2 separate regions of the Homo sapiens genome follow, and region 2 is linked to region 1. Evidence: chromatin loops called from intact Hi-C (ENCODE). Cell type or tissue: HCT116. All regions are shown on one strand. Each heading gives the region's core, and the rest is flanking DNA. Links, peaks and the distances in the headings are about the cores only.

The links. A loop is a pair of places that touch in the nucleus more often than their neighbours do. Peaks named below come from ENCODE experiments on the same cell type or tissue, not always from the same donor. Only the 100,000 strongest peaks of a DNase experiment are listed, where the experiment ranks them.
Region 2: a loop joins it to region 1, with 4 times the contacts of the local background. A loop is called at or near these places in 12 of 110 quality-filtered maps.

What each region holds. Positions count from the first base shown.
Region 1 is chr17:75,413,619-75,430,617 of GRCh38, reverse strand. No RefSeq gene overlaps it. Among named protein-coding and RNA genes, the nearest start is that of MIR3678, 16 kb to the right of the region's middle. RefSeq lists an enhancer at 3,814-3,873. In HCT116, for the core only: a CTCF peak has its summit at 4,125 (motif pointing left); DNase peaks (open chromatin) are centred at 1,609 and 4,117; H3K4me3 peaks cover 944 bases; H3K27ac peaks cover 2,361 bases.
Region 2 is chr17:75,597,970-75,605,969 of GRCh38, reverse strand. It overlaps MYO15B (myosin XVB), which reads right to left. Exons shown (of 64, transcript NM_001395058.1): 15 at 4,407-4,532; 16 at 3,376-3,453; 17 at 3,025-3,140; 18 at 2,893-2,938; 19 at 2,658-2,782; 20 at 349-466; 21 at 1-106. Among named protein-coding and RNA genes, the nearest start is that of MYO15B, 14 kb to the right of the region's middle. In HCT116, for the core only: a CTCF peak has its summit at 4,612 (motif pointing left); DNase peaks (open chromatin) are centred at 1,812, 4,529 and 5,109; H3K4me3 peaks cover 1,564 bases; H3K27ac peaks cover 1,451 bases.

The DNA.
Region 1 (16,999 bases), core at 467-8,466:
AGGATATCAGGGCGGGGCGAGCCACACTGGGCTATCTGAACCGTGGACTGTGGTCTCATTCCCGGCATTCCCCATTTGCCAAGCCCACATTGCCGACATTCCCCTAGGGTTTAGATGCTTTTCTTCCCTCCTGGACAGACATACTTGGGGTCACATAGCTTTGCCTTCAGCTGCTAGAGAGTCCCAAGGACAGTGTGGAAGAGACAATGATCAGAGGCTATGTGAAAAGAGCAAGGATTCCTTCCTGCATTCTCCCCCTGGCTGCTGGAGTCCAGCTTCTGTTCTGTAAAATGTACAGATCTTATATTTATCTATGATCGACTTGACAAATTTAAACTTGTTGAAGTCCTAGGCACACCTGTTTATTGGATAAACAGGGCTATTTGTGCCACACTGTTAATAGGGTAACTATGTTTATTTATTTATTTATTTTTCGAGACAGGGTCTCACTTTGTCACCCAGGCTGGAGTCCAGTGACATGATCTCGGCTCGCTGAAACCTCCGCCTCCCGGGCTCAAATGATCCTCCTACTTTAGCCTCCCAAGTAGCTAGGACCACAGGCACCACCATGCCTGGCTAATTTTTCTACTTTTTGTAGAGACAGGGTTTCGCCATGTTGCCCAGGCTGGTCTCAAACTCCTGGGCTCAAGCGATCCTCCTACCTCAGCCTCCCAAAGTGCTGGGATTACAGGCATGAGCCACCACATCTGGCCACTATGTATTATTATAGATTTACAGAGCTTAGATATAATATATTAAATATATTTAGAGAGCTTAGAGAGTTCACTGCCTTGCCTCCGACCTTATGCCAAAAAAACAGGTACCTAATCACCGCAACTGAAAGATATTCTGCAGCCTCAGTAACACATTCCAGTATTTAACTCACGTCAAAAAGGTCCCACTTGATCTAACCTGAATTTGCTAAGCTAGAATTTGTCTGGTTTCCAATAAATAGGGAAAGCAACAGTGGTTGTCTTTCATCACAGTTTGTACTTTAAGATGTTCACTAAGCCTTTGTCCCTTTAAAACTAAATGAAAGCACGTTCAAATTCTTTCATCTTCTATTTGTGTTTAATTTCTTTCTTTCTTTCTTTTTTTTTTTTTTTTTTTTTTTGAGACGGAGTCTCACTGTGTCACCCAGGCTGGAGTGCAGTGGCATGGTCTCAGCTCACTGCAAACTCCGCCTCCCGGGTCCAAGCAATTCTCATGCCTCAGCCTCCCAAGTAGCTGGGATTACACACGCGCACCACCACACCTGGCTAATTTTCGTATTTTTAGTAGATACAGGGTTTCGCCATGTTGGCCAGGCTGATCTCAAACTCCTGGCCTCAAGTGATCCGCCCACCTCAGCCTCCAAAAGTGCTGGGATTACAGGCGTGAGCCACTGTGCCCGGCCTCTATTTGTGTTCAATTTCTAACTCCTCAGTTACACGGAGGCCTGTGGTTCAGGCCCCTCCTTTCATGGCCTCCAAACCAGGACGGAATCTGGTGAAGAATTTTCTCTGCACAGAATATCAGGAAGGATCCCTCCTGTCTTTCACTCTATTTTCACTTCCCTTGCATTTGGAGCGGCTTCCCTGATTCATCTTCAGCCTGGGTGTACGTAAGCGCAGCTATATAAAGCAAAAGGTTTTCCCCATCTGACACAGCTAAATATCAGAGAGAATGAGTAATCCGTTCTGGTTGCTAGGCAGTTCTGGTATTTATATTGATCTTAGCTCAGGATACTTATAGAGATTTAATTTTCCTAAAGACCAAATGCTCATGTTAATTTGGGAGAGGATGGAGATTTGATTTCTTGAGCAGGGCCAAAGATTCAGGAACGGGTTGATTGTTAGCCCCAGAGAAGCTGCCAGCAGAACTTGGAAGCAAGTTGCTTGATTTCTTTGGAGCTCAGAACAGAGGCAGTATTGGTAAACTTCCGGGGGCTTTGTGACTGAGTGAAGTCTCATAAAACACTCAGCTAGGCCAAAAAAGAGAAAGGATTGGAAAAGCAGAAGCATTAGAATTGATATGCAAGCACTCCTATCCTGTTTGCAAATGAAACAAGCCTCTAGAAAGCAGGAAAATGGACATTATCAATTATTTCTCACACACCTTACATTATTATAGATGAGGACTCTGAGGTTTGCAGAAGTTAGTTGAGAAATTATGCCAAGTGTCCAGCACAGGGCCCGAAAACATAGTCAGTATTCTGTACGAGTTAGTTCTCCTCCTAATTTAATTGCTTGTAATAAGAAGGGTTAAAGACAGGCTTAATAGAGTGGACATTCTAGTTGCCAATTAAAACCCAGGCCGGGCACGGTGGCTCACGCCTGTAAATCCCAGCACTTTGGGAGGCCGAGGCGGGTGGATGACGAGCTCAGGAGATGAAGACCATCCTGGCTAACACGGTGAAACCCCGTCTCTACTAAAAATACAAAAAATTAGCCGGGCGTGGTGGCAGGTGCCTGTAGTCCCAGCTATTCGGGAGGCTGAGGCAGGAGAATGGCGTGAACCTGGGAGGCGGAGCTTGCAGTGAGCTGAGATTGCGCCATTGCACTCCAGCCTGGGCGACACAGCGAGACTCCATCTCAAAAAAAAAAAAAAAAAAAAAAACCCTTAGCTGTATTGTCATATAAAACACAGCCAGTAAACAGTGTCTGTTACCACCAAAACTATTGGTTTTCATTATGCCACGTTACTTCACCTTCTCCTGTGGTCAGATTGCTCGGAGAGGGGGTTGTTCCCGGTGACAGCCTGGTTCAGGGTGCCCAGATGCCTTGGGGGTGGGGGCTTGGGGCAGGCTTGCATCCTTGCAACCAATCTTGTTCCTCTAGGTTCTAACTGGCAATTATCTTACTGTCATGATCCAGACATACAATAATAATAGCAGTAGTAGTAGTAGCTTACTTTTTTTTCATTTGAGACTGAGTCTCGCTCTGTTGCCCAGGCTGTAGTGCAACGGTGCAATCTCGGCTCACTGCAATCTCCACCTTCCGGGTTCAAGCAATTCTCCTGCCTCAGCCTCCCAAGTAGCTGGGATTACAGGTGCCTGCCACCACGCATGGCTAATTTTTGTATTTTTAGTAGAGACAGGGTTTCATCATGTTGGCCAGGCTGGTCTCGAACTCCTGCCCTCAAGTGATCCGCCCACCTCGGCCTCCTCCCAAAGTGCTGGGATTACAGGCATGAGCCACTGTGCCCAGCTGTAGCTTACATTTAAGAGCTTGCTGAGGGTTAGACTCTGAGCTAAACACACTGTGTGCATTATTTCATTTTTGCTCCTAAGACAAAATGTCCATACATTCAGGATCCTAACCAGAGAGGAAGACATCAGACTTTGCCACTGAGCAATCTAAGTCTGAAAATGTTTTAGAAGTGAAAAGAGAATAAATTCCACAACTTTCTGCCCTTGAGCCATAAAACCAAAAAAGAGTCTAGTAGAAAGGGAAGATATGTTTCATAGAAGGCAGAGAAAATGCAGCTTCTGAGTTTATTAAGTAAATGGGAAAACATTATTTCTGTTCTTTTGTAACCACAAAGAATTGAAACTTGTGGTTGGCCGGGCGCAGTGGCTCACGCATGTAATCCCAGCACTTTGGGAGGCCAAGGCCGGCGGATCACGAGGTCAGGAGATCAAGACCATCCTGGCTACAACGGTGAAACCCCGTCTCTACTAAAAATACAAAAAAATTAGCCGGGCGTGGTGGTGGGCGCCTGTAATCCCAGCTACTCGGGAGGCTGAGGCAGGAGAATGGCTTGAACCCAGGAGGCGGAGCTTACGGTGAGCCAAGATCGCGCCACTGCACTCCAGCCTGGGTGACAGAGCGAGACTCGGTCTCAAAAAAAAAAGAAAGAAAAGAAACTTGTGGTTAACAAAGATTTAGGGGTTGGCGGGGGAGGGAGAGAGCAGTCTTGTTGGGTCGTGAATTCTGTTTTGGTTCCAGGGAAATAGGGTTTCCATTACATATGGTGCAACAGGATATTTCCTCCACGCTCCATCAAACAACGTTTCCTGGCACTTCTAGTGCGGCGAGTCCGGGCAGCAAGGTCGAATCCATTTTTGGAGCCAAAGGACTGCATTCCTTTACAGTTAGTTAGTTCTACAACCACCTCTGAGGAAATGCCTGCCTGTCTCGAGTGACATCTAATGGCAACCAAGGGAAGTACCCGATTTTCCAGCCTAGGTAAGGATCACCTACAAATGCTGCACTCTTTGTCACAACAGAAGCCGCTTGATCCTTTCCCTCACTAATTACCCTGTGGTTGATGGCAACACGTAGGGCTGACAACATGAGCAAGTAGAAGTTATTCCACTTGCTAATTAAAACCGTGAAGTATGCTTTCATGTAAAATGTGAAACCACCGAGTTACATTTGAATGTTCCCAAATCCTGGCCTCGGCAGTGATCGTCCTGGGTAAGTCACTTGTCCACCAGGGGTACACCTGCTTAGCTACAGGCTGGAGTGGCATGTTTTCTCTGTAAAGGGGCCCTAAGACATTTTTTTTCTTTCTTTCTTTCTTTTTTTTTAAGACGGAGTCTCACTGCGTTGCCCAGGCTGGAGTGCAGTGGTGCGATCTCGGCTCACTGCAGCTCCTCCTCCCAGGTTCAAGTGATTCTCCTGCCTCAGCCTCCCGAGTAGCAGGGATTACAGGGGCCTGCCACCATATCCAGCTAATTTTTGTATTTTTAGTAGAGACGGGGTTTTACCATGTTGATCAGGCTGATCTCGAACTCCTGATCTTGTGATCTGCCCACTTCGGCCTCCCAAAGTGCTAGGATTACAGGTGTGAGCCACCGCTCCGGACCATTATTTTTTCTTTTCTTTTCTTTTCTTTTTTTGTGAGACAGAGTTTCATTCTTGTTGCCCAGGCTGGAGTGCAGTGGCGCCATCTCGGCTTACCGCAACCTCCGCATCCCGGGTTCAAGTGATTCTCCTGCTTCAGCCTCCCGAGTAGCTGGGATTACAGGCATGTGCCACCACACCCGGCTAATTTTGTATTTTTAGTAGAGACGGGGTTTCTCCACATTGGCGAGGCTGGTCTCGAACTCCTGACCTCAGGTGACCTGCCTGCCTTGGCCTCCCAAAGTGCTGGGATTACAGGTGTGAGCCACTGTGCCCGGCCTGCCATTATTTTTTCTATAAAGCTTTAAGGCACTGGGCACAGTGGCTCACACCTGTAATCTCAACACTTTGGGAAGCCAAGGTGGGCAGATCCCTTGAGCCCAGGAGTTCAAGACCAGTCTGGGCAACATGGAGAAACCCAGTCTCTACTAAAAATACAAAAATTAGCAGGGTGTGGTGTGGTGGTGCCCACCTGTAGTCCCAGCTACTAAGGAGGGTAAGGCAGGTGACAGAGGGAGACCCTGTCTCAAAAAAAAAATAAGAAGAATAAAATAAATAATGGTCGTAATCTACAAAGCGTTTTGAGATCATTGGGTGACTGGCAATACAGGTATGCTCAGGAGAGAACAGCTAAAAGATACAGTCTGAGAAGCTTTTAATAACTATGACAACGGTGGATCCAAGTGGAATTGTTAAGACGAAGAAAGGGAAAATTGAGAGGAGAATGTCTAAAAGGTAAAAATTAAGAAAAAAAAATTTTTTTTTTGAGATGGAGTTTCGCTCTTGTTGCCCAGGCTGGGGTGCAATGGTGCAATCTCAGCTCACCGCAACCTCCACCTCCCGGCTTCAACTGACTCTCCTGCCTCAGCCTCCCAAGTAGCTGGGATTACAGGCGTGTGCCACCATGCCTGGCTAATTTTGTATTTTTAGTTGAGACGGGGTTTCTCCATATTGGTCAAGCTGGTCTTGAACTCCCAAACTCAGATGATCTGCAGGTTTCAGCCTCCCAAAGTGCTGGGATTACAGGTGTGAGCCACCACGCCCAGTCAATTAAGAAACATTTTACAACACTTGGCCGGGTGCTGTGGCTCACGCCTATATTCCCAGCACTTTGGGAGGCCGAGGCGGGCGGATCACGAGGTCAGGAGATCGAGACCATCCTGGCTAACATGGTGAAACCCCGTCTCTACTAAAAATACAAAAAAATTAGCCAGGCGTTTTGGCGGGCGCCTGTAGTCCCAGCTACTCAGGAGGCTGAGGCAGGAGAATGGCGTGAACCTGGGAGGCGGAGCTCGCAGTGAGCCAAGATTGCACCATTGCACTCCAGCCTGGGAGACAGGGCGAGACTCCGTCTCCAAAAAAAAAAAAAAAAGGAAAAGAAAAAGAAATAATCTTTTTTTTTTTTTTTTAAGAGAAACGGGATCTCATTGTGTTGCCCAGACTGGTGTCAAATTTCTGGGCTCAAGAGATCCTCCTGCTTTGACCTCCCAAAGTGCTGGGATTACAGGTGTGAGCCACCACACCCAGCCAATACGCATTGTCTTATTTTGTTTCATTTTCATGTCAACTCTGTTTTGAGATATATTATTATTATTACTATTTTGAGATGAAGTCTCACTCTGTTGCCTAGGCTGGAGTGCATTGGCATGATCTCAGCCCACTGCAACCTCCGCCTCCTAGGTTCAAGGGATTCTCCTGCCTCAACCTCCCAAGTAGCTGAAATTACAGGCGCCGACCACCACGCCTGGCTAATTTTTTTGTATTTGTAGTAGAGACGGGGTTGCACCATGTTGGCACCATGTTGGCCAGGCTGGTGTCAAACTCCTGACCTCAAGTGATCCACCCTCCTCAGCCTCCCAAAGTGCTGGGATTACAAGCATGAGACACCGTGCCCGGCCTGTTTTGAGATATATTATTATCAACACTTTTCCAGATGAAGAAATTAAGTCACAAACAAGTGACAAGACATGTCACAGATTCCTCACTCAGCACTGGGAACCGGCTGGTTGGCACTGGAACCGTCTCTCCTACATTAAATCCTGTTCTTATTTCACTGTGTCTCTCGGGTTGGTCCTCTAGTGCTCAAGCTGTAAACCTGGATGTCGTCCTGCTTCTCACTCTCACTCACCTCTCATTTCCAACCCTGCCACCTGTGTTTTCTCCCTACAGTAATATCTCAAGTCCACCCATCCCACGGCATCTCCAATGCCTCCAACGGAGATCAAGGTGGATCTCTAATCCCCCTTCTTGGTTCAAGTCCACTTAGATAGTTGAAACAGGCTTCTAAATTTGTAATTAGGCCAAGCGCGGTGGCTCACCCTTGTAATCCCAGCACTTTGGGAGGCCGTGGTGGGTGGATCACCTGAAGTCAGGAGTTCGAGACCAGCCTGGCCAAGCTGGTGAGACCCCCGTCTGTACTAAAAATACAAAAATTAGCTGGGTATGGTGACGGGTGCCTGTAGTCCCAGCTACTCAGGAGGCTGAGGCAGGAGAATCACTTGAACCCAGGAGGCGGAGGTTGCAGTGAGCTGAGATTGTGCCATTGCACTGCAGCCTGGGCCACACAGCAAGACTCCATCTCAAAAAAAAATCGTAATTAAATCATATTTGTTTACTGGCTTGTTGCTTGTTGCTCACCTTTCCTCATGTGATTGTAAGCTCCAAGAGGGCAGGAACCCTGTCCTTTTATTTATTTATTTATTAGACAGGGTCTTACTCTGTTGCCCAGGCTGGAGTGCAGTGGTACAATTTTGGCTCACTGCAGCCTTGACTTCCAGGGCTCAGGCAGTCCTCCTACCTTGGCCTCCTGAGTAGCTGCAACTACAGGTACGCACCACCATACTTGGCTAATTTTTGTAATTTTAGTAGAGATGGGGTTTCACCATGTTGCCCAGGCTGGTCCCAAACTCTTGAGCTCAAGGGATCCACCCGCCTCGGCCTCCCAAAGTGCTGAGATTACAGGCGTGAGTCACTGCGCCCTGGCCCAACCCTGTCCTTTTTAATTCACTCATGCATCCCTAGTGCCTGGTGGTGTGCCTGGCTCATAATGCACATTCAGTATGTGTTTGTTGAATGAATGAGTGAAAGAAAATGTACTAATTCAGCAATTCCATAGTCTATTAAAATACTGATGTTGAGGGTGTGGTAGCTCATGCCTGTAATTCCAGCTACACAGGAAGCTGAGATGGGAGGATTGCAAGACCAGCCTGAGCGACATAGTAAGACCCTGTTTCTAAAAATAAAAAAAAAATGAATTAGTTGGGTGTGATGGTGCATTCTTGTAGTCCTAGCTACTCGGGAGGTTAAGGTGGGAGGATCATTTGAGCCCAGGAGTTCGAGGCTTCAGTGAGCTATGATTACACCACTGCACTCCAGCTTGGGCTACAGAGTGAGACATTGTCTCCAAAAATAAAAAATAAAATACTGATGTTTAGGCTCCAACCCCAGAGATTCTGATTTATCTGAGATGGGGCCAGATATCAATATTTTTTTAAATTTTAATATTGGCTGGTCGTGGTGCCTCACACCTGGAATCCCAGCACTTTGGGAGGCCAAGGCGGGTGTATGGCTTGAGCTCAGGAGTTCAAGACCAGCCTGGGCAATATGGCAAAACCTCATTTCTACAAAAAATACAAAATGATGAGCAAACCACGATGGCGTGACCCTGTAGTCCCAGCTACTTAGAAGCCTAAAATGGGAGGATCGCCTGAGCCCAGGAGTTCCAGGCTGCAGTGAGCCATGATTGTAGCACTAAACTCCAGCACATGCAATAGAATGAGGCCCTGTCTCAAAAACAATTCTTGGGGTTTTTTTTGGTTTTGTTTTTGAGACAGAGTTTTGCTCTTGTTGCCCAGGCTGGAGTGCAGTGATGCAATCTCGGCTCACTGCAACCTCCACCTCCTTCATTCAAGCGATTCTCCTGCCTCAGCCTCCCAAGTAGCTGGGATTATGTCACCCGCCACCATGCCCAGCTAATTTTTTGTATTTTTAGTAGAGACAGGGTTTCATCATGTTGGCCAAGCTGGTCTTGAACTCTTAACCTCAGGTGATCCACCTGCTTTGGCCTCCCAAAGTGCTGAGATTACAGGCGTTAGCCACTGCACCTGGCCATCAAAAACAAATTTTTTTTAATTTTAATATTTTTGGGATTTTTTTTTTTTTTGAGACAGAGTCTTGCTCTGTCACCCAGGCTGGAGTGCAGTGGCGCAATCTCATCTCACTGCAAGCTCCGCCTCCCAGGTTCACGCCATTCTCCTGCCTTAGCACCCCTAGCAGTTGGGACTACAGGTGCCCGCCACCATGCCCGGCTAATTTTTTGTATTTTTAGTAGAGATGAGGTTTCACCGTGTTAGCCAGGATGGTCTCGATCTCCTGACCTTGTGATCCACCCGCCTCGGCCTCCCAAAGTGCTGGGATTACAGTCTTGAGCCACCACACCCGGCCTATTTTTGGGATTTTTTTGAGACAGAGCCTTGCTGTGTCACCCAGGCCGAGTGCAGTGACACGATCTCCACTCACTGCAAACGCTGCCTCCTGGGTTCAGGAGATTCTCCTGCCTCAGCCTCCTGAGTAGCTGGGATTACAGGCATGCGCCACCATGCCTGGATATTTTTTGTATTTTTAGTAGAGATGGGGTTTCACTACATTGGCCAGGCTGGTCTCAAACTCCTGGGCTGAAGTGATCTGCCCACCTTGGCCTCCCAAAGTGCTGAGATTACAGGCACGAATCACTGTGCCTAACCAATTTTAATATTTGAAAAACTTATTATGGTATAATGTACATAAAATTTGCCATTTTAACCTTTTTAAGTATACAATTAACTGACATTAATTTAATGTCAGTTAACTTCACATCATTATGCAACCATCACCATTGTCCATCTCCAGAACTTTTTCATCATCTCACATTGAAACTCCATAGCCATTAAACGTGCCCAAATCCTCCCTTTCTGTTTTTCATTGGGCTTGGGTTTCATGCTCCAGCGCTGTACCTGCTGCCTTGCACACACATCCTCAACACTCTGAGCCCTCTCTCCTCGGGTGATATCAAGTTGGCAAAACCCTAACCTGGTTAAACCAGAATCTATGCCTGCTCCGTGTCTGCAACCAGGCCACTGAATTTGACTGGTTAAGAACAAAGGCCGGGCGTGGTGGCTCATGCTTGTAATCTCAGCACTTTGGGAGGCCAAGGCGGGGGGGATTGCCTGAGCTCAGGAGTTCGAGACCAGCCTGGGCAACGTGGTAAAACCCTGTCCCTACTAAAATACAAAAAAAAATTTAGCCGGGCGTGGTGGCATGTGCCTGTAGTCCCAGCTACTCGGGAGGCTAAGGCAGGAGAATTGCTTGAACCCGGGAGGCAGAGGTTGCAGTGAACTGAGATAGTGCTACTGCACTCCAGCCTGGCAACAGGGTGAGACTGCATCTCCCTCCTACCAAAAAAATAAAAATAAATAAAATAAAATAAAAAAGGAGAATACAACTAGGTCAGGCACAGTGGCTCATGCCTGTAATCCCAACACTTTGGGAGCCCGAGGTGGGAGGGTGACCTGAGGTCAGGAATTCGAGACCAGCCTGGCCAACATGGCGAAACCCTGTCTCTACTAGAAATACAAAAATTAGCCTGGCGTGGTGGCAGGCGTCTGTAATCGCATCTACTCAGGAGGCTGAGGCAGGAGAATTGCTTGAACCCAGGAGGCAGAGGTTGCAGTGAGCTGAGATCATGCCCCTGCACTCCAGCCTGGGCAACAGAGCAAGACCTCGTCTCAAAAAATCAAAACAAAACAAAACAAAAAAACTACAAAAAAAAAACACATACACAACTAGTTGTTGTTGTAGACATCAGGTAAAATAAAACAGAAAAAAAAAAAAAAAACCAACTAGGTTAAAAACACACTCAACTGGCCGGGCGCAGTGGCTCATGCGTGTAATCCCAGCATGTTGGGAGGCTGAGGCAGGAGAATGGCGTAAACATGGGAGGCAGAGCTTGCAATGAACCGAGATTGCACCACTGCACTCCAGTCTGGGCGACAGAGCAAGACTCCGTCTTAAAAAAATAAAAAAACCACACTCAACTAGGCTGAGCAGCCTTTTGAAATTTACAACCACCGAGGCCAGGCGCAGTGGCTCACGCCTGTAATCCCAGAACTTTGGGAGGCCGAGGCGGGTGGATCACGAGGTCAGGAGATCAAGACCATCCTGGCTAACAAGGTGAAACCCCGTCTCTACTAAAAATACAAAAATTAGCCGGGCGTGGTGGCGGGCGCCTGTAGTCCCAGCTACTCGGGAGGCTGAGGCAGGAGAATGGCATGAACCCAGGAGGCGGAGCTTGCAGTGAGCCAAGATTGTGCCACTGCACTCCAGCCTGGGCAACAGAGCAAGCCTCCGTCTCGGAAAAAAAAAAAGAAATTTACAACCATAAGTCTGAGTTGGACCTTAGCACTGCCTGCAATGTCTCCTGAATCTATTGCTCCCCCACTGTCCAAAAGGATAGTTTCAAGCCTCCTGGTCTTTTCACACCTCCTCCAGGCTTTGCCATCCCCACCACAGGTGTTCTCATTAATTCAGCTGAGAGAATGGAAGCCGTCAGAACAGAAATATCTAGAAAGATTACATCTTCCTGCCACCACTGCTACCCACCAACCTAGCTCTGTTCTCAGAAATGCTTCCTTTTTTTTTTTCTTTTTTGAGACAGGGTCTCATTCTGTTGCCCAAGCTGGAGTATAGTGGCATGATGTCAGCTCACTGCAGCCTCAAACTCCTGGGCTCAAGCAATCCTCCCACCTCAGCCTCCCAAGTAACTGGGACCACAGGTGCATGCCACCATGGCTGGCTAATTTTTTTTTTACATTTTATAGAGATGGGGTCTCACAATGTTGCCCAGGCTGGTCTTGAACTCCTGGGCTCAAGCCATCCTTCCGCCTCAGACTCCCAAAGTGCTGAGATTACAGGCATGAGCCCCAGTGCCTGGCCTGAGATGCTACTTCTTGTCCATGGAAATGTAGGAAGTGCAAACATTTTGTTCCTCAATTCTCTCCTCTCTCTCATAGCTGAGTTTCTCCTCTTCTAGATATTCCCTTCGGCACACAAAACATGCTGTAGTTGGCCCCATATTTAAAATCCCTTCCTTAGCCCTCCAACTCCCACTCTTTGCTCTGCTCTGTTTTATAGCAAAACTCTGAAAAAGAATAGCTTATCCTCGCTGCTCATTGTTCCTCTTTCTCCCATGCTTTCGTTTTTTTTTCGGAGATGGAGTCTTGCTCTGTCACCCAGGCTGGAGTGCAATGGCATGATCTCAGCTCACTGCAACCTCCGCCTCCCAGGTTCAACTGATTCTCCTGCCTCAGCCTCCCAAGTAGCTGGGATTACAGGCATGCGCCACCATGCCCGGCTAATTTTGTATTTTTAGTAGAGACAGAGTTTCTCTATGTTGGTCAGCCTGGTCTCAAACTCCTGACCTCAGGTGGTCTGCCTGCCTCCACCTCCCAAAGTGCTGGGATTACAGGTGTGAGCCACCACGCCTGGCCTGAATTTTTTTTTTTAGCGGGAGATGTTAAGGAGAAGAAAAGGGAGAATCTCATAGGGATAATATTTTGCTATTTTAAAATAAACAAGTTCTGGGGATCTAATGTACAGCGTAGGTGGTGGTGAATGTGTTAATTTGTGATAATCATTACACGACTTATACATAGATCATCACAATGTACACCTTGAATATATACAAACTTTGTCAGTGAAATATTTTTATTTTGCATTAGTTTTTAAACTTGGTGTAGAGATGGAGTCTTGTTATGTTACCCAGGCTGGAGTGCAATGGTTGTTCACAGGCATGATCATAGCACACTGCAGCCTTGAACTCCTGGACTCAAGTGATCCTCCCACTTCAGCCTCCTGAGTAGCTGGGACTACAGGCATGTGCCACCATGCATGGCTACTGAAATTTTTATTTATTTATTTATTTATTTATTTTTGAGACAGGGTCTTGATCTGTCACCCAGGCAGTGCCATGATCACAGTTCACTGCAGCCTTAACCTCCCAGGCTTAAGCAATACTCCCACCTCAGTCTCCTGAGTAGCTGGGACCACAGGTGCATGCCACCATACCCGGCTAATTTTTTTGAATTTTTGTAGAGACAAGGGCCTTGCTAGGTTGCCTAGGTTGGTCTGGAACTCTTGGCCTCAAGCAATCCTCCCACTTCAGCCTCCCAAATTGCTGGGATTACAGGCGTGAGCCACCGCTTCTGGCCTGAAATATTTTTAATTTTATAAAAACCAACGTTGGAGAGACTTCCTAGTATTAAGTTGCTAAAGTTGCTAATGCTTCTTTCTTGTAGGCGTAGGAACACAGAGGAAATTTCCACCCTTTGGATGCATCACTTGCATTTTAGCTCATGGCCAAAATGGAACTGACTTCATCTCCTTAACGGGCAGAGTGTGTGCTAAGGAAAAAGAGATGTGGAAACTGAAACACAAGGAAAGGAGAAAGGCCAGGCTCCTCTGAACTGACCCTGGCATCGCTACAGGGAGCTGTCAGGACCAGAGTCCATTTGCTTATCTGAAGTTTTTTTTTTTTCTATTTTGAGACAGAGTCTCCTTCTGTTGCCCAGGATGGAGTGTAATGGCACGATCTCAGCTCACTGCAACCTCTGACTCCCGGGTTCAAGCAATTCTCCTGCCTCAGCTTCCTGAGTAGCTGGGATTACAGGCACCTGCCACCACGCTGGGCTAATTATTTTATTTGTAGTAGAGACAGGGTTTCACCACGCTGGCCAGGCTGATCTTGAACTCCCAACCTCAGGCAATCCGCCCACCTGGGCCTCCCAAACTGCTGGAATTACAGGTGAGAGCCACCATGCCTGGCCTCTTTTTTTCTTTATTTTATTTAATTAATTTATTTATTTTGAGGTAGAGTCTCCCTCTACCGCCCAGGCTGGAGTGCAGTGGCGCGATCTTGGCTCACTGCTGCAACCTCCGCCTGCTGGGTTCAAGTGATTCTCCTGCCTCAGCCTCCTGAGTAGCTGGGATTATAGGCATGTACCACTATGCCTGGCTAATTTTTTTTGTAATTTTAGTAGAGACAGGGTTTTATCATGTTGGCCGGCTGGTCACAAACTTCTGACTTCAGGTCATCCTCCCACCTTGGCCTCCCAAAGTGCTGGGATTACAGGCGTGAGCCACCATGCCTGGCCCCCTTTGAACCATTTTCATCTCCTCTGTCTCTCTCTCACCTTTCTTTCTTTCTTTCCTTCCTTCCCTTCCTGCTTTCTTCCTTCCTTCCTTTTTTTTTTTTTTTTTTTGAGATGGAGTCTCGCTCTTTTTGCCCATGCTGGAGTGCAGTGGTGCGATCTCGGCTCACTGAAACCTCTGCCTCCGGGGTTCAAGAAATTCTCCTGCCTCAGCCTCCCCAGTAGCTGGGATTACAGCCATGTGCCACCACCCCTGGATAATTTTTGTATTTTTAGTAGGGATGGGGTTTCATCATGTCGGTCAGGCTGGTCTCCAACTCCTGATCTCAGGTGATCCACCTGCCTCGGTCTCCTAAAGTGCTGGGATTATAGGCGTGAGCCACCGTGCCCGGCCCCTTCTTTCTTTCAGCCAGAGTCTCACTTTGTTACCCAGGCTATAGTGTAGTGGTGCGATCATGGCTCACTTATCCCCAACCTCCCAGACTCAGGCAATTCTCCCACCTCAACCCCCCGAGTAGCTGGTACTACAGACACGCAACACCACACCTGGCTCATTTTTGTATTTTTTGTAGAGACGAGGTCTTGCTGTATTGCCCAGGCTGGTCTCAAAACTCCAAGGCTCAAGTGATCCACTCACCCCAGCCTCCCAAAGTGCTGGGCTTAAAGGCGTAATCGCCACACCTGGCCCGTTTACTTTTCTTCATGGTTCCTTCTGTCCTCCTGCCATGCCTAAGCCATCCAGTCATTTGGTTTTTATTGGAGTGTGCTCTTGCCAGGCGTTAGGCTAGATGTGGCGAGCCAAGAAAAACAAGACATGGTCCCTGTGCTTGAGGAGCTCATAGTCTAAAGGGGAGAGGGGCAAGTGAGTAGATGGTAGTTTCCTAGGGCTGCCATAACAAAATTCACAATTTTGAGCGTTTTAAAATCTTTAAAATCAAGTCCAAGATGAAGATGTTCGCAGGTTTGGTTTCTTCTTCTTCTCCTTCTTCTCCTTCTTCCTCTTTTTTTTTTTTTTCAAGACAGTCTTGCTCTGTTGCCCAAGCTGGAGTGCAGTGGCACGATCTTGACTCACTGCAACCTCTGCCTCCCGGGTTCAAGTGATTCTCCTGCCTCAGCCTCCTGAGTAGCTGGAACTACAGGCGCCCGCCACCGTGCCCAGATAATTTTTTGTATTTTTTTTTAGTAGAGATGGGATTTCACCATGTTAGCCAGGATGGTCTTGATCTCCTGACCTCATGATTCGCCCACCTCGGCCTCCCAAAGTGCTGGGATTACAGGCTTGAGCCACCGCCCCCGGCCCCAATCTCTTCTTCTTAAGTGGACACCAGTCAGATTGGGTTAGGATTCAGCCTAACAGCCTTTCTTTTTCTTTTCTTTCTTTCTTTTCCTTTTCTTTTTTTTTCTTTTTTTTTTTTTTTTTTTTTGAGATGGAGTCTGTCTTGTTGCCCAGACTGGAGTGCAGTGGCATGATCTCAGCTTACTGCAACCTCCACCTCTGGGGTCAAACGATTCTCCTGCCTCAGCCTCTCAAGTAGCTGAGACTACAGGCGCCTGCCACCATACCTGGCTGATTTTTTTGTATTTTTAGTGGAGACGGGGTTTCACCGGGTTAGCCAGGATGGCCTCGATCTCCTGACCTTGTGATCTGCCCACCTCAGCCTCCCAAAGTGCTGGGATTACAGGCGTGAGCCACCGTGCCCGGCCTCAATAGCCTTCTTTTAATTCAGTCACCTCTTTAAAGGTCCTAACCTCAAATACAGTCACATTCTTAGGTACTGGGGGTGGGGCTTCAACATATGGATTTTGGGGAAAAGGATACAATTCAGCCATAATACCAACATATACTGCTATGAAAAGAGCAAAGATGGAGTGTTACCAGAATACACTGGAGGAACCAGATCTTCTGGGAAGGCTTCCTGTAGGAGGTGGCTCCTGAGTTAAGTGGTGAAGGACAGACAGGAGCCAGCTAAAGATTGGGAAGGCAAGGAAAGGAGGCATTTGAGCCCAAAGGAGTAGCCTGCACAAGGTAAAAGAGTTATGGAGCTATTCGAGAAACTGTAAATAGTTCAAAAGAGTGGGGACAAAAAATTCAAAAGGAGGTTAGGCTAAGAGTTGAGGCCATTTGTAGAAGATATTTACAACTTTTTAAAAAAGGAGTTAAGGCTGGAGTTTTCATCAGGGGCCAGCCATGGAGGGACATATGGGGCATGCTGAGGAATTTGGGACCTTATCTGTGATCCGTACCCCCATTCTATTTGTGTTTTAGGAAGTCCACTCTGGTTCCAATATAGATAATGTCTTGGAGGGGACCAGTATGATTAGTTAGCAGGTTAAAGCAGCCACCCAGGAAGGATGGTGGCATGGGTCAGGTCAGGTGACAGAAATGGGGCCAGGAGGCCAGGCACAGTGGCTCCTGTAATCCCAGCACTTTGGGAGCCTGAGGTGGGAAGACTGCTTGAGCCCAGGAATTCAAGACCAACCTGGGAAACCCCATCTCTACAAAAAATACAAAAATTAGCCAGGTGTGGTGGTACACACCTGTAGTCCCAGCTATTCTCGGGGGCTTAGGTGGGAGGATCACCTGAGCCCAGGGAAGGTTGAGACTGCAGTGAGGCAAGATTGTGCCACTGCAATCCTGCCTGGGAAACAGAGTGAGACCATGAGAAAAGAAAGAAGAGAAGGAAAGAAAGAAAGAAAGAGAGAGAGAGAGGGAGGGACGGAGGGAGGGAGGAAGGAAGGAAGGAGAAAGAAAAAAGAAGGAAGGAAGAAGGGGGAAGGGAAGGAAGGAAGGAAAAGAAAGAAGGGAGGGAAGGAGGGAGGGAGGGAAGGGAGGAAGGAAGGAAGGAAGGAAAAGAAAGAGAGAAAGAAAGAAAGAGAAAGAAGAAAAAAGAAAAGAAAAAAGAGGAAGAAAGAAGGCCAGGTGCGGTGGCTCACGCCTGTAATCCCAGCACTTTGGGAGGCCGAGGCAGGTGGATCACCTGAGGTCAG
Region 2 (8,000 bases), core at 1-8,000, 180 kb before region 1:
GGGAGATGCAGGTGTGGAAGCTGCGGTGCAGGTCGACCAGGGCCTGGGAGCGCTGCTGGTCCCGGAGCTCCTCCAGCCGCTGCCAGCCCTGCTCCTGCAGCAGGACCTGTGGGTAGAGGGGTGGGCTGTAGGCAGGAGCCAGGAGCCAGCCCCTCCTGCTCTCCTCCTCTGGTCTCAGCCTCCTCCCTTCCAGCCAAACCATTTGTTCTTCTGGCCCTGCCGTCCAGCCCTTCTGTCTCCCACCACTTGGATGGATCCCCAAATCCTGGGTTTGTCCCTTTGGGCCCAGAATGCACCTCTCCTTTCCCATTCATGCTGCCCTCTGCACACAGGGATACACACACCCACCTTGGTGGCTCCAAGGTGATAGAGAGGTGATTCGGCCCCCAGCACCTGGCTCAGGACGGCACCACACTTCTCCCGGTCAGAGAGGTCTTCCTGCCCTTCTGACCCCAGGGCCTGGAAGCTGCTCCAAGGATGGAGCTGAGATCAGAATAGCCAGAACCTCCTTTTACACTTTTTTTTTTTTTTTTAAGACGGAGTCTCGCTCTTTTGCCCAGGCGGGAGTACAGTGGCGCGATCTCGGCTCACTGCAAGCTCCGCCTCCCGGGTTCAGGCCATTCCCCTGCCTCAGCCTCCCTAGTAGCTGGGACTACAGGTGCCCGCCACCGCACCCGGCTAATTTTTTGTATTTTTAGTAGAGACAGGGTTTCACCGTGTTAGCCAGGATGGTCTCGATCTCCTGACCTCGTGATCTGCCCGCCTCGGCCTCCCAAAGTGCTGGGATTACAGGCGTGAGCCACTGCGCCCGGCCTTTTTGGTTTTTTTTTTTGAGACAGAGTTTCATTCTCATTGTCCAGGCTGGAGTGCAATGGTGCAATCTCAGCTCACCACAATCTCCACCTCCCAGGTTCAAGTGATCCTCTTGCCTCAGCCTCCCGAGTAGCTGGGATTACTGGCATGCAACACCACGCCCAGCTGATTTTGTATTTTTAGTAGAGACGGGGTTTCTCTATATTGGTCAGCTGGTCTCAATCTCCTGACCTCAGGTGATCTGCCTGCCTTGGCCTCCCAAAGTGCTGGGATTACAGGCGTGAGCCACTGCACCCAAGCCCTTTCACACTTGCTGTACGACACCCTGAGCCCCTCAGTATTTATTTCATTTCTAGATCATTAAAAAATTTGGAAAGTGCCTGCTCTATGCCAGGCGCTCAGCTGGGGGCTGAGACACTGCAGTGAACTTGGGCAGGGAGGGTCTCTGCGCTGGAGCTCAGGGGGAGAACAGGTGAACATGGTGTGCGCAGGAGGCATGAGGGCTGGTTCTGGGCCACGGGAGCAACAGGAATGTGGTTCCCAAGGCCTTCGTCTCCTCGCCACCCAACACAGTAGGTCTCAAGACAAGTTTGTGGGAGGGAGGGAGGGAGGGGTGTGGAAGGGAGGGGCATGGAAGGGAGGGAGGGGCGTGGGAGGGAGGGACGTGGAAGGGAGGGAGGGGCGTGGCAGGAAGGGGTGGGTGGGGGAGTGTTGAAGGACATTTCACAGGTCCAGATGGTGGTACCAGTTTGGCTTAATGGACACTCAGTAGTTAGTCTGTACCAAGCAAGCACCGTGCAGGTTCTGGGGATGTGGGTGACAGTCTGTGGTCACGGGATGCCACAGTGCATCAGGGAATGGCACAGATCAGCAGACCTGGTCTGTGCTGGGTGGAGAGTTGTACCTGGAGGTTCCTCTCACCCAGCTTCCGGGCTCAGGGGTTCTTGTTGGAGGTGACAATTGCTGTAGCTGGTAGGTTTCCAGATGGCAGAGACAGAACGTGCCCCGCCCTGGAGCTTCTCAGGATCTGACTCAAGGCTGGGAACACCCATCCCTACTGCCTGCCTTTTGCTCAGTCCCCCAACCAGGCCATCCCCATTGCCAAGGCCATCACAGGCTAAGGAGGTCCACAGAGCCCTGGGGTGAGGCTGCTGCTCCTAGTAGCTGCCCCCTCCCTTCTGAGGCAGCCACCAGCCCAGCTCAGCTGGACATCAACGAGAAGTGACTCCACCTGCTCCCTCTGTCCCTGTGCTTGGGGTAAACTCCAGCCCTTCAGAGGATTCCCAAGATGCCATCCAGTCAATAGCCAAAGGCCAGATAGGCAAACAACAAAACGGACAATGCCACCAGCTTTTCTTGGAGGTTTCTGAACTCTGGGAACAGAGCTGCCTCTGGGGTTCCTGGCAGCTCCATGTGCCACCCCGCCCCTCCCCGCCCCTCCTGCCCTTCTGAGAGGCTCTTTTCTCACTCCGTCCCCCCTGCCATCTCACTGCTTCAGCCTGCACTCCCTGGACAGCTGCTGTGGGCACTAGACCGTGAGCCCCGCCTAGGGCAGGTACTGCTCCCACCTCATCTCTGGTGCCCAGGCATCAGCACAGGAGAGGTTTGCAGAGAGGAGAAGAAATGACGAATGCGTGGAGGGATGGTGAATGGTAGAAGAGAGTGAGATGGAGAGAGAAAGAGAGAGAGAGAGAGGATGAGAGGACGAGGAGAGAGAGGGAGGGTTGGGTGCTAGGCCCAGTCCTGGGCAGAGTGAGTCCATCTCCAATCAGAAGGACCCCCGGGGCTGCCAGTCACTCCCGGTGGCCTCCTTGTCAGTCCTGCCCCGAGGTGCTGGGCCCCACCTGGCCAGGAAGGCCTCAAAGGGCACACGCACGGGGAAGTTGGCACTGCGGGTGCCCACGGCCTCCAGTATGGCTGCCTGGTGCAGTTGCTCTGTCACATGTCCCACGTCAAAGAGGCCTGGAAGCTGTGGCCACAAGACAGAGCCAAAGACAGCTGGAGTCAAGGGGCCTAGAGCTGTGGGGAGGGAGGTGCAGGGAGGGGGAGGGCCCTGAGGCCAGTTGCTGGGGAGCTCACCTTTCCAGGGTTAGGGGTGAGGCACTGGATGAAATAGACATGGCTCCTGATGAGGGAAAGAGGGGTCACTCGGGCACAGACTGGAGCCCCATACAACTCCCTGGGGTCTGGTGTGGCGGGCGCTGTTCTTACCTGCCCAGCCGGGCTATGAGGTCCTCCAGGGCCTGCTGGAAGCGAGAGGCCAGCGTGGGTCTGCCTCGCCCTCCCCTGGACTGGGGCTCTGCCTCCTGGAACAGGCTGCCCACCAGCTGTGGGGGTGAAGGGCTGAGTCAGCTGGCCGCTGGGGCGTGCCCATCCACCCTGCAGCCCGGGAGAGCCAGAATGGACCAGCCCTCGGCATCCAGACCCTGGCAAGCTCAGCCCATGGCCCAAGGTGCCAGGGACTTGAGGGCCAACCCTTGGGCAAGAGCGCCCAGGGGGAAAAGGACAGAATTGGGGGACAGAGTATGGAGCGGGTGGGGGCCTGGAAGGGCAGATGGGCACCTGGAGCTGGCTCTGGCCAAGCATCTCCACCACAGCAGGGTCCAGCTGATCCCGGTTTCTGTTTAAAAACTTGTGAACCTGCAAGAGACCATGCAGGTGGGGAGGGAAGTGGAGAAAGGGAGGAGAACAGGAACCAAGGAGGGGAGGCTGGATATGGAGGAGAAGAATCTACCCTCTCCCCAGGTGACCTGAAAGGCTGCCTTGGTGTTTCCAGCCCTTTACCTAGCCTTGGGTCTGCCACTGGACTTTCCATTCCACCCCATGGACAGGTCCAGTCCCCAGCAAGACCACACTCTCCCCACTGGGGCTTTAACCTATGCTAGTCAATAGGTTGACTAGACAAGAATGTTGTCTGTCTCTCCATATTAAATCTATTTTGATTTACATTTTCCTAGCTTTCTTGAACTCCTTGTATTTCTTTTTTGGGGGCAACTCCTGGGTAGTTTGTAGTTTTTCTTCTCCAAGCAAAGTGTGCCATCTCCTCCAGGGAGAACTGATTCTCCCTACTGCCCTTCCCTTTATTCCAGCCCCCGCTCCCCCACCCCCAGTTCCTCTCCTCCTGGGGTAGGCACGCGTGCAGCTTCTTGGTAGGCATAGAACTCGGAAGGGGGAAGGGAAGTCCATTCAGTGAGCACCTACTATGTGCCAGGCACCTGCCAGGCCATCTCCACGTTACTACATCTCACCCTCACAGCAACGCCAGAGCTTAGGTCTCCATACCCATTTTACAGGTGAGGAAACGGAGGCTCAGAAGGCGAAGTAAACTGCCAAGGTCATCAGGTCCCATGCTTGTGCTCTGCCCACTTGTCTGGAGGGTCCCAAGGCTTCCACTCCCTGACCCCATAATTGTCACCTAGAACTCAGTAAACCGTGCTCAGAACTGGGCAGGGCCCATGGCTCAGGTAGGGACAGGTGTCCAAGCCTTGCAAGGGGCCTCCCCACACCCACTCCTCTCCGCTGTCGGGTGACTCAGCTTGGGAGGGGACACTGCCCTCGCTGATTCACCCTGGTCTGTCCCTGAGGCCAGGTACCTGGTAGGTGACAGTCCCTGCATAATGTCGCACGGTGAACACGGGCAGGGGCAGCCGGGGCTTGGCATAGCTGGGGTGGTCACCATGGTGATAGTGGCTCTTCTGGAGGAAGGTGTGGTCCGTGGCCTAGGAGAGGAGCCATGAGCTCCCTTCACGCCTCTGCACAGGCTGTCCTTCTGGATGGCGCCCTCTCCCGGTGAGCACGAGTACTGCCTACACTGACTATAAGGGTAGGTTTGGCTTTGTTCCCCAAAACAAGCGCTTTGGGAGGCCGAGGTGGTCGGATCGTTTGAGGATAGGAGTTCGAGATCAGCCTGGGCAACCTAGTGAGATCCCATCTCTACAAAAAATTTAAAAATTGGGCTGGGCGCGGTGGCTCACGCATGTAATCTCAGCACTTTGGGAGGCCGAGACAGGCAGATCACAAGGTCAGGAGTTCGAGACCAGCCTGGCCAACATAGTGAAATCCCAACTCTACTAAAAATACAAAAAATTAGCTGGGCGTGGTGGCAGGTGCCTGTAATCTCAGCTACTCAGGAGGCTGAGGCAGGAGAATCACTTGAACCCAGGAGGCGGAGGTTGCAGTGAGCCACGATGGCACCATTGCACTACAGCCTGGGTGACAGTGCGAGACTCCATCTCAAAAAAAAAAAAAAAAATTAAAAATTAGCTGGGTGGGGCTAGGCGCAGTGGCTCATGCCTGTAACCGCAGCGCTTTGAGGCCAAGGCAGGTGGATCACCTGAGGTCAGGAGTTCAAGACCAGCCTGGCCAACATAGTGAAACCCTGTCTCTACTAAAAATACAAAAAAATTAGCTGGGCATGGTGACTCATGCCTGTAATCCCAGCTACTCAGGAAGCTGAAGCAGGAGAATCATTTGAACCTGGGAGGTGGAGGTTGCAGTGAGCCGAGACCGCACCATTGCACTCCAGCCTGGGCAACAAGAACCAAACTCCGTCTCAAAAAAAAAAAAAAAGAAAAGAAAAAAGTAACATTAGCTGGGTGGAAGGACTGATTGAGACTGGGAGCTTGAGGCTGCAGTAAGCTATGATGGTGTCACTGCACTCCAGCCTGCGTGAGAGAGTGAGACCCCATTTCTAAAATAAGTAAGTACTTAAACAAAAAAAAAAAAAGAAATGGGGATGGGGCACTTTAGTACAGATTTAGCAATCATTCCTGGGAGAATGGTCCCACAATCACATGTGCTTTTAAACAGGTCTTTCAAAGATCACTCTTAGGCCGGACGCGGTGGCTCACGCCTGTAATCCCAGCACTTTGGGAGGCCGAAGCAGGTGGATCACGAGGTCAGGAGATCGAGACCATCCTGGCTAACATGGTGAAACCCCGTCTTTACTAAAAAATACAAAAAATTAGCCGGGCATGGTGGCGGGCACCTGCGGTCCCAGCTACTCGGGAGGCTGAGGCAGGAGAATGGCGTGAACCCGAGAGGCGGAGTTTGCAGCAGTGAGCTGAGATCACGCCACTGCACTCCAGCCTGGGCGACAGAGCAAGGCTCTGTCTCAAAAAAAAAAAAGAAAAAAGAAAAAAAAAGAAATAGAGATGAGGAGCTTTAGTACAGATTTAGCAACCATTCCTGGGAGAATAGTCCCAGAATCACATGCGCTTGTATTTATTTATTTCATTATTATTATTATTATTATTATTATTTTGAGACGAGTCTTGCTCTGTCACCCAGGCTGGAGTGCAGTGGCACGATCTCGGCTCACTGCAACCTCCACCTCCCGGGTTCATGCCATTCTCCTGCCTCAGCCTCCCGAGTAGCTGGGACTACAGGCACCCGCCACCACGCTCGACTCATTTTTTGTATTTTTAGTAGAGACAGGGTTTACACTGTGGTCTCGATCTCCTGACCTCGTGATCTGCCCGCCTCAGCCTCCCAAAGTTCTGGGATTACAGAGATGAGCCACCGCGCCCGGCCTACATGTGCTTTTAACCAAGTCTTTCAAAGATCACTTTCAGGCCAGGTGCGGTGGCTTGTGCCTGTAATCCCAGCACTTTGGGAGGCTGAGGTGGGTGGCTCACAAGATCAGGAGATCAACCATCCTGGCTAACATGGTGAAACCCCGTCTCTACTAAAAATACAAAAAAAAAGAAAAAAAAATTAGCCAAGCATGGTGGCGGGTGCCTGTAGTCCCAGCTACTTGGAAGGCTGAGGCAGTAGAATGGCGTCAACCCGCGAGGCGGAGCTTGCAGTGGGCCAAGATCACGCCACTGCACTCCAACCTGGGCAACAGCGAGACTCTGTCTCAAAAAAAAAAAAAAATCACTTTCAAAAAGTAACTCAGTTGGGAATGATAGTAGGAGTCAGTTAAAACACACATACACAAACACACACAGTAACTCAAGGACAGGTGCAGTAGCTCACACCTGTAATCCCAGCACTTTGAGAGGCAACGGTGGGAGGATTGCTTGAGCCCAGGAGGTTGAGACCAGCCTGGGCAACATAGGGAGACCCCATCTCTATTTTTTAAAATATAAAAATAAAACTAAAAAGTAATTTAGTTGGACGTTATTTTACTGAGCTAATGAACATAAAATAGCAAGTGCATGGGGGAACTTGCCTATATTATGTAAATGAGAACTTGGGTTTGGGGTAACAATTCCAGGCTCAGCACCCACCTCGGACTCAGAAAATGGTACATGTCACATAACATAGACCTAAGTGATATTGCTGAGCCCTGGAAATCCATGCTGGGGGATTCCAAAAGTGATCTTGGGACCTCAAAGACACTCGTGACAAGTTTTAACAAAACATTATGAAATGTGAACTGGGAGAAACAATCGTTTAGAAATTAACACTCTCTTAATTATCTAGTACAAGACTTTACATACGTATAAGTATTAATAAATGAACATTATATATCATATATTAATGTGACTTGTTATATATCAATATATAGTACATGAAGACATGTATTGCATTAATATGACAGTGATCAACGAACTATTACAATAACATTTGATGATTTTACCATTGTTTTTCACCTTTCATTTTCTTTTTTTTTTTTTTTTTTTGAGATGGAGTCTCGCTCTGTCGCCCAGGCTCACGCCATTCTCCTGCCTCAGCCTCCCCAGTAGCTGGGACTACAGGCGCCCACTATCACGCCCGGCTAATTTTTTGTATTTTTAGTAGAGACCGGGTTTCACCATGTTAGCCAGGATGGTCTCGATCTGCTGACCTCGAGATCTGTCCACCTTGGCCTCCCAAAGTGCTGGGATTACAGGCGTGAGCCACCGCGCCTGGCCCATTTTCTTTTCTTTTCTTTTCTTTTTTTTGAGACGGAGTCTTGCTCTGTCCCCAGGCTGGAGTGTAGTGGCACGATCTCGGCTCACTGCAACCTCCGCCTCCTGGGTTCAAGCGATTCTCCTGCCTCAGCCTCCCATGCCTGGCTCACCTTTCATTCTCAACCACTAATTGGGAAAATGGGGGAGGGTTGCCCCATATTCAGGATCACGTTATATTGAGCTTCCACAGAAACTCCTGCTCCACATTCCAGCCTCAGCTCCTAGAGGCTCATGACGCCCCCCAACTCTCCCTGCCCCACACGCCCACCCACGGAGCCGCACAGGGGT